2 separate regions of the Homo sapiens genome follow, and region 1 is linked to region 2. Evidence: read pairs that join two places in POLR2A ChIA-PET (ENCODE). Cell type or tissue: PC-9. All regions are shown on one strand. Each heading gives the region's core, and the rest is flanking DNA. Links, peaks and the distances in the headings are about the cores only. Region 1 has its middle 7.4 kb from the start of EVX1-AS. Region 2 has its middle 130 kb from the start of EVX1-AS.

What was found. Peaks named below come from ENCODE experiments on the same cell type or tissue, not always from the same donor. Only the 100,000 strongest peaks of a DNase experiment are listed, where the experiment ranks them.
Region 1: POLR2A ChIA-PET joins it to region 2 with 7 read pairs; 3 of 35 experiments call an interaction of 5 or more read pairs at or near these places.

What each region holds. Positions count from the first base shown.
Region 1 is chr7:27,252,381-27,256,776 of GRCh38, forward strand. No RefSeq gene overlaps it. Among named protein-coding and RNA genes, the nearest start is that of EVX1-AS, 7.4 kb to the left of the region's middle. In PC-9, for the core only: no CTCF peak of the experiment used is centred there; a DNase peak (open chromatin) is centred at 2,421.
Region 2 is chr7:27,370,286-27,374,681 of GRCh38, forward strand. No RefSeq gene overlaps it. Among named protein-coding and RNA genes, the nearest start is that of EVX1-AS, 130 kb to the left of the region's middle. In PC-9, for the core only: no CTCF peak of the experiment used is centred there; a DNase peak (open chromatin) is centred at 2,236.

The sequences.
Region 1 (4,396 bases), core at 137-4,136, 120 kb before region 2:
TTAGTGTGCGTGTCCCAGAAGAGTGGGCCTTCTAGGCGGCACTCTTTGGAGAAGTAAGTGAGGTGAACTCAGAACAGAGAAGCGGGAACGATCGTTTGATGTGCCGAGCCGGAAAAAGAGAGGAGAGGGAGAGGCTCCCAGCGAGCGCGGAGACAGAGGAGCCCACGCGGCACAGCACGAGCCCTACTCTTGCCCGCGTAGAGGTGTGTGTGTGTGTGTGTGTGTGTGTGTGTGTGTGTGTGTGTGTGTGTTTTCCTCTGTATTTCTGTGTTTGAAACAAAAGCCCAACTAACGGATTCCTGGTGCTCTGAGGACTCACTCCCGGGAGCGACTTTGATGTATTGCTGTCCAATTAGTGCCTTTAATTGGTGTCCTCGGAGACAGGCAGGCCCGGAGCTGGGACAGAGCCTCCTCTCGCCTCTCCTGCACACTGGAAAGGTAAAATTTATAACACACTGTGGCCACCCCTTGGGAGAGCGAAAGAGAGTGGGAGGCAGGGAAGAAAGGGAGAGATGCAGCTGTTTGCAGAGGACGGAGCCTCCAGCCCCGGGGGTCGTGGGGAAGGGCCCAGACCACCGGGTTCGACTCAGTTTTCTGTGTAAGAGGGTTCGGGCCGGCTGAGTCGCTGAGGATTATGAATTTGCTCGCAGAAAGGCCTAGGGAGCTCTCATTGTCTGTACAAACCCACCCCATGTGGTCTACCATCTCGTTAATAATGGCTGTTTGTTAACAAGGATGCGGAGGTTAAATAATCCGGGTGGAAGATTAAACACGTCTCATCAAGGCGCTTGGAAGCCGCGCGGTGCAGAGACCTGCGCTGGAGCCGCCTGGCTCACTGGAGCCTGGAGGGAGATGGGAGCACAGTCTGCAAGGAGCCCCGGGGTAGAAGAGGAGGCAAGGTCTAGTCTCCCTCTTCAGGGTGTCCTGCTATGCCAGGACAGGTCTAACTCTTCCACATGTCAAACAGAAAATCCACATAGAAGTCAGCCCCAATGAGGTGTGGAGGTCAAACCCTCGGAGTAGTTGGCTGGAGGGCAGACATGGAGCATCTGGGGTCTGAACCAAAGGCCCCCTTTTGAGGAGGGGTGGCCATCCCCTGCCTCCCAGTCCTTACATGTCATGCATCTGGCAATTTGTGCCTACATGGGATTAGCATTGGATTAGAAGACAGAAGATGTGGTTTCTAGTCTGGGTTCTGCCCCTAAATCACTGTAGAATTTTTATTACATTATTCTCCCAGCTTCATTTTTCTACTGTGTAAGAGAAAGGAGATGGGGCTTGATGTAGATGATGTACAGCATTTCTTCTTTTGTCCAGCTTCCCACCAGAGTTAGGGAACTGAACACCTTATAAGATGCTCTGTCTCCCCTAAACCTTGCAGGATGCAGTCAAAAAGAATTTTATTTAGCAAATATCTGAGGGCCTACTCTGCACCAGTCATGGTGCAGTATGTATTTTTTAACTGAGAGCAGAATATCAGTTCATATTCCCCTGTTATTCTCAAATATAATGTTTTATAACAAAAGATGAAAGAGAAAGAACTTCAAAGAGAATAGAATAGGATGGGTATGTATGTACAGGGTAGAGAAACTATGGAGGTAAAGGTAAAGGCATTGACAAAAGCTGTGAAGAACTTGTTGAACTGGCAAGGAAGTCAGTGGATAAATACTGCAGAAGTAGCTCCTTAACAGAGATACTATGTAGGAGAGTAGAGAGAAGGTCCCCTCCTGAATCCTGGTGATTTGGCAGAGAACAAAAGGGTAAGGGTTGCAGAATTTGACTAGGAGGCCCAAGTTGTATGCATCTAATATTGCCAATTTTTGGTTTATATATTCTTTCAGTAGTTGGAATTTCTCTCTCTCTCTCTCTCTCTCTTTTTCTTTTTGAGATGGGGTCTTGCTCTGTTGCTCAGGCTGGAGTGCAGTGGCCCCATCAAGGCTCACTGCAGCCTTAAACTCCCAGGCTCAAGTGATCCTCTCATCTCAGTCTCCCGAGTAGCAAGGGCCACAGGCATATGCCACCATGCCTGGATAATTTTTTTTTTTGGTTGAGGGGTACAGATGGGGTCTTGCTGTGTTACCCAGGCTGGTCTCAAGCTTCTAGGCTCAATGAACCCTCCCACCCTGGTGTCCCAAAGTGTTGAGATTACAGGAATGAGCCACTGTGCCCGGCCTAGGAAGTTTACTCTTTAGCTAATTTTGAAACATTACTTTCTGAATCCACCAATCAGGAAACTCGGCTGCTAGGCTGGGACTCTTCAAGCTTCTGGGTGATGGGCATTTAGCCTCAAGGAAGGCAATGATGCTTAAATCACTAAACCATGTCTCAGTTTCTGTGAGTCAGGAATCTAGTGAGCTTAGCTGTGTGTCCCTGGCTCCAGGCTATTCCACTGGGGTTGTGGTCTTATCTAAAGACTCAGCTGGGTGAGGATATGTTCCGGGCTCACTCATGTGGTTGTTTGGCAGGATTCAGTTCCTTGCTGGTGGGCTATTTGGCTGAAGGCCTCAGTTCCTTCTTGGTGGTTGGCCAGAGGTTTCTCTGTTCCTTACCATATGAGCCTCTCTATAGGGTAGCTTATAAAGTGGCAGCTGTCTTTCCTCAGACTGAGTAAGCAAGAGTGAGAGTGGAGGGGGGAGAAAGCACCCAAGACAGAAGCTACACTCTTTTGGTCATCTAATCTTGGAAGTGACTTTCCATCACTATGCCATATTATATTTGTTAGAAGTGAGTCACTAGATCCAGCCCACACTAAAGGAAAGGGGATTACAGAAGGCATCAAATCCAGGAGGCAGGGATCACTGGGGACTGTCTTAGAGGCTGCTGCCCAGACCCCTTTTATATAACAGCTCTGAGGCTTATATGGTTTTATATTTATGAAGAGCTTAGGACAGCACCTGTTTGCTCTGATCATCAGCATGAGTGATCCTTCTGATCCAATGGAGCACCCATTTCTTCATCTAGACCCTCCTATGTCAACAGTTCTAATTTTTTCCTGCAAAGCCCTGTAAAAGAGTGTAGGAAAGGCAAGACAGTAACTGCTGCAAGGAAAGAGGCTGAGGAAACAGAATAGAAAGGGGATAGGATGGGAGATCCTGAAAAACTCTGGGGGAGGGTGCCTAGAGACAAAAGGGAAAGTAGGAGACCCTTGTCTCCTATGGTGGGCTTTACACTTTTTTTTTTTTTTGAGACAATGACTTGCTCTGTCACCCAGAACCCAGGCTGGAGTATAGTGGTGTGATCTCCAATCACTGCAACCTTCACCTTCAGAGCTCAAGCAATCCTCCTGCCTCAGCCTCCTAAGTAGCTGGGACTACAGGCATGTGCCACCACACTCAACTAGTTCATATATATATATATATGTACGTATATATATATATATGTATATATATATATATATATATATAGAGAGAGAGAGAGAGAGAGAGAGAGTATGTATATATGTATATTGGTAGAGACCAGGTTTTGCCATGTTGCCCAGGCTGGTCTTGAACTCCTAGGCTCAAGTGATTCGCCCACTTCAGCCTCCCAAAGTGCTGGGACTACAAGCATAAGCCACTGTGCCTGGCCAGCTTTACACTGTTTAGAGTATTTCCACATACATGATCATATTGATTCTCACCACAGCTATGTGAAATAAAAATTGTTATTTCTATTTTAGAGATGAAGGGGAGGCCAGGTGCAGTGGCTCATGCCTGTAATCCCAGCACTTTGGGAGGCTGAGGTGGGCGGACCGCCTGAGGTTGGGAGTTTGGGACCAGCCTGACCAACATGGAGAAACCCTGTCTCTATTAAAAATACAAAATTAGCCAGGCATGGTGGCGCATGCCTATAATCCCAGCTACTCGGGAGGCTGAGGCAGAAGAATTACTTGAACCCGGGAGGCGGAGGTTGTGGTGAGCCGAGATTGTGCCATTGCACTCCAGCCTGGGCAACAACAGCAAAACTCCGTCTCAAAAAAAAAAAAAAAAAGAGATGAAGTGGAAAGCCCAGAAAGGTCATACAGCTATTAAGTAGGGAATCGAAGACTCCAGTCCGGGCTGTCTTACCCTATGCCCTTGAATCTTTCTGTTGCAGTCTGACTTAGCTGCCCAACTTCTTTCCCATGAAGTTACAGCTTCAGCTGGAGTCATGGAAAGCCATATGGCATGAATATAATGCTGTGGGGGCGATATGTCAGATACTGGGTTAGGGCTTCTAGCCCTGCCTGGCCCAGAAAGTAAAATCAACTTAGCTAAAAGCTGACTCAAAAATGGGAAACCAGGGCCAGAAACGATGGCTCATGCCTGTGATCCCAGCACTTTAGGAGGTTGAGGTGGGTGGATCCCTTAAGCTCAGGAGATCGAAACCAGCCTGGTCAACATAGTGAGACCTCATTTCTACTGAAAATAAAAATAAA
Region 2 (4,396 bases), core at 233-4,232:
TCAGGAGTTCGAGACCAGCCTGACAAACATGGTGAAACCCTGTCTCTACTAAAAATACAAAATTAGCTGGGTGTGGTAGTACACACCTGTAAACCCAGCTACTTGGGAGGCTGAGGCAGGAGAATCGCTTGAACCCAGGAGGCAGAGGTTGCAGTGAGCCGAGATCGCTCCGTTGCACTCCAGCCTGGGCATCTCAAAAAAAAAAAAAGAAGAAAAGAAAATTCTAGTACAATATTTGCATGGCATTCTGAAGTAAATTGGGGAGCTTCAATATGGGGCTTGGTGAAAATTACTATCTTTATGATACATAATTATAATAAAAGTAAAATACAAAGTATTGAGAAAGATATGACACATTGAATTTGTATAAAACTTCCAAATAAAACCTTTTCAGGTTGTAACACAAGAAACCTGAGCTTGCTTCTAGAGACACATATTTTTCTATTTCAGGTTTTATGTTGAAATAGCTACACTGAACTCTTGATCAAGACTTTTCTTTCAATGATGATTTCTTCAAATTCTTTATAGTCACCAGAGGAGAACTTTATTCTTAAAATAGGTGATAAAAATAATTAAATTGGCCAGGTGCGGTGGCTAACACCTGTAATCCCAGCACCTTGGGAGGCCAAGGTGGGCGGATCACAAGGTCAGGAGTTTGAGACCAGCCTGGCCAACATGGTGAAACCCCGTCTCTACTAAAAATACAAAAATTAGCTGCGTGTGGTGGCACACGCCTGTAGTCTCAGCTACTTGGGAGGCTGAGGCAGAAGAATCGCTTGAATCTGGGAGGCGGAGGTTGCAGTGAGCCAAGATCCTGCCACTGCACCCAGCCTGGGTGACAGAGCGAGACTTAGTCTCAAAAAAAAAAAAAAATTAGCTGGGCGTGGTGGTGTGCACCTGTAATCTCAGCTACTTGGGAGGCTGAGGCAGAGGAATTGCTTGAATCAGGAAGGTGGAGGTTGCAGTGAGCCGAGATCACGCCGCTGCATTCCAGCCTGGGCGACAGAGCGAGACTCCATCTCAAAAAAAAAAAAAAATTTTTTTAAACCATTTTTACAACCATTTGAACATTTTCTGCAGTTGCAAATCTATTTAAAAAATTAATAGGTCTTCTTTTTCTTTCACTGACAAATATAACAGTGAAATTTCTTTTATTAATGAAAGTGGATTTCAAACTCATTTGAACTTTTTCATAACAGGTCTTTCAAAATCATGACACTGTTCTAATGTACATATGAAATGGTAAAGTGGGTATTATTACCTAGCCAAGATGCCGGTACAAAGGCACCTCAGGTACAAGTGGACAGAGGTGTACGGTATAGATGAAAAAAATGCCTCCTGGATGAGCCCTTCCAGAGCCCTGTATTCAGTCTCCATTTTGCCCCTCTGTTTAATAATTGCACTTGGGACATAAACTCCCCCAGCAGCTCCATAGGTCCTTGTCTTCCAAGGGCATGGTGTGATCCATAGCCACCTGCTTGGGGAATCACCCTTTCCCCATGCTTAATAGGTTACTCAATAGGTTACTCTAGAACAGTGGTTTTCTGAGTGTATTCCCCAGACCAGAAGCAAGAGCATCATCTGGGAGCTAGTTAGAAATGCAAATTCTGGGGTCTTACCCTAGACCTATTGAATCAGAAACTCGGGGTGGGCCCAGCCTGTGTGTCACAAGCCCTCCAGGTGATTCTAATGCGCCCTCAAGTTTGAGGGCTATAGTTGCAAACACTGAAGACAGATGTTGCTCATCATGCCCAACTATACATGCCCTGTTAGTCCTCACTCCAACCGTGGACTGAGAGGATTGCGATCTTGTGGTTAGCTTGTGTCTTACTCCATTTGTGTTGCTATAAAAGAATACTTGAGGCTGGGTACTTTATTGAGAAATTTTGGCTCAAGTTCTGCAGGCTGTAGGATAACGGTATCAGCACCTGCTTCTGGTGAGGGCCTCAGGAATCTTCCACTCATGGCGGAAGGCAAAAGGGAGCAGGCATTACATGGTGAGGGAGGAAGGAAGATTGAGGGGCAGGGTCAGAATCTTTTAATAATCAGTTCTCAGGGGAACTGAGAGAGTGAGAACTCACTCACTACCACGAAGACAGCACCAGGCCATTCATGAAGGATCTGCCCCCATGATCCAAACACCTCCCACTAGGCCCCACCTCCAACATTGGGGATCAGATTTCAACTCGAGGTTTGGAGGGGACAAACATCTAAACTATATCAAACTGTGACTCATCCAAGGCACACAGTCTCTGCTCCAAAGCAAGGGTGCAGCTCCACCTCTTGCCTCTGGCAGTTTTGAATGAAATAGCTGAAAGCAGAAAGCAGGACAGAACAACAGCCAGGGGAGGAAGGCCTGAGGCAGCCACCCATGGGATAGTTAGGGCCCATTGTATGTTTCCTTGGCTGTGGAAGTCATATTTCCCTTAGCATTGTTTAAAGTTGTCCAAGATTGATAATGGTGACAAGCCTGCCTCTGTCCCCATCAGAACTCCAGAGAGCAGGAGTAGCCGATCTCAGCCATTGGTGCCACCCACACGGGAAATGAGAGCACTTCCTCTTTTACACACACACACACACACACACACACACACACACACACACACACATCATTAGCAGTTATGGTTGGGCACTGTCTCACAAGATCTCACCTCCTATAGGGCTTGTCCCTTTGTTCATGAGGAAAGATGGGACCAGAATGCTGTGGGATGCAAAATCAATTCATTAGATCACAGGGTGCCTGGAAAGTGGTGTTAGATTTTTGACTTTAGAGAGAGGGTCTAGCAGACACTCAACCACTTACCAGATGTCCCTGAGTCTACTGCTCAAAGTCAAGACAGTCTTTCCTTCCAGGGTAACACTTTTGGTAGTCAATAAAATGTGCATGACAGCAGAGGGTGGCACTGGTCCTAAGGAAGAATTTACACTGGGCTTTGTCTCTCCCCTCTGGTGTGTTTGTTTCTTACCCTTGGAGGGTGATTTAGGATGGAGAGCTGAGAGGGTACCCAAGAGCCAAGGGGCATCATTTTCCATTCCATTCCTCACCAGCTGGACAAAATAGTACTATGCCTTGATATTGTGGTACTGACTACCCTATAGCATTTGATGCTTAAAAAGCATTTTCACATACTGGATCTTTGGAGTCTCCCTAGGACAGTAGTATGAAGGAGAATTTGAACCTCAGCATAAGTGACTTGCCCACGGGAATATGTTTGATTTGTGCAAGTGGAGATCTGAACACAAAGTATCTGGATCTAAGCACTGTCCTCTTCTTGCCCCAAAACAAGACCTCCTTGCCGCTTCACCTTGCTCATCCTCAGCAGGTCAGGGTCAGTTTCTTTCCTACAGACTTTAATGACGAAACTTTCTGAGACTTGCTTTGTCTAAGAAAACCATCTCATGTTGTTAAACATCTTCAGGCTTGGGAAATTCTTCTTATATTGGACTAACATCCTTGCTTTAAAAATCGTAAGTAAGCCCATTTTTTCTCTTTCCTTCCTGGTAAAAAGTGGGGTATAGTAATAACAACAACTAAATTTATCGAGCATCACTATATTCTAGGCATGCTTCCTCAACTTCATGAGGAAAGTACTATTATAACCCCATTTTATAGATAAGGAAAACCCCATTTTATAGATAAGGAAAAACGAGGCATAAGATGTTAAGAACTGGTATAACTGGCCCAAGATGGAAAAAAACAGAGGCGTAGGATGTTAAATAACTTGTCAGAGTTAAAATGGCTAATGAGTGATTATGTAGGGATTTGAGCCCAGGTGGTTTGACTCCAGAATCTATGTGCCTGATTCCAGGACCATGTTGACTTTAAGTAAAAAAAAAAGAGATCCCTGATAACTTGCTTTCTTTGTGTATCTCAGTGTAATTCCTTCATTCTCTCTCAAAATAAATCCAGCTGCTTTTGTAGTTTTCCCCAGGTGTTACTTACCATTCAGTTAATCTCTTTTTTCCCCCCTGTTAGCTGCACTTCAGCAGTAAACACATTTGGGAGGCTGTTCTAACATTCTTTTACTCCTGGGTTATTACTTCCACTGTGGCAAAACTGTTATACCAAATTTGGGTGTAGATCTCCCTTAGGAAGTTTTTCCAGGTCCTGCTTCTACATGACCAACAGGAATCTCCACTCCTGTTTCCTCCAGGCAACACACTTCAAAGTTCACATTAGACAGACTCAGCTAACCATTATTCTTGAGGCTGCTATAAAATTTCCCAATGTAATCAGTACGAAAGATTTCTATCATTTTGCATAATTTTAGGTTAATTTACATGAAGTAATTAAAATAAAGACAAACTAAAGTCTAAACTGTCGGTTGAACCTGTTTTGTTGTTGTTGTTTTGATTTGTTTTTTGAGAAAGGGTCTTGCTGTGTATCTCAGGCTGC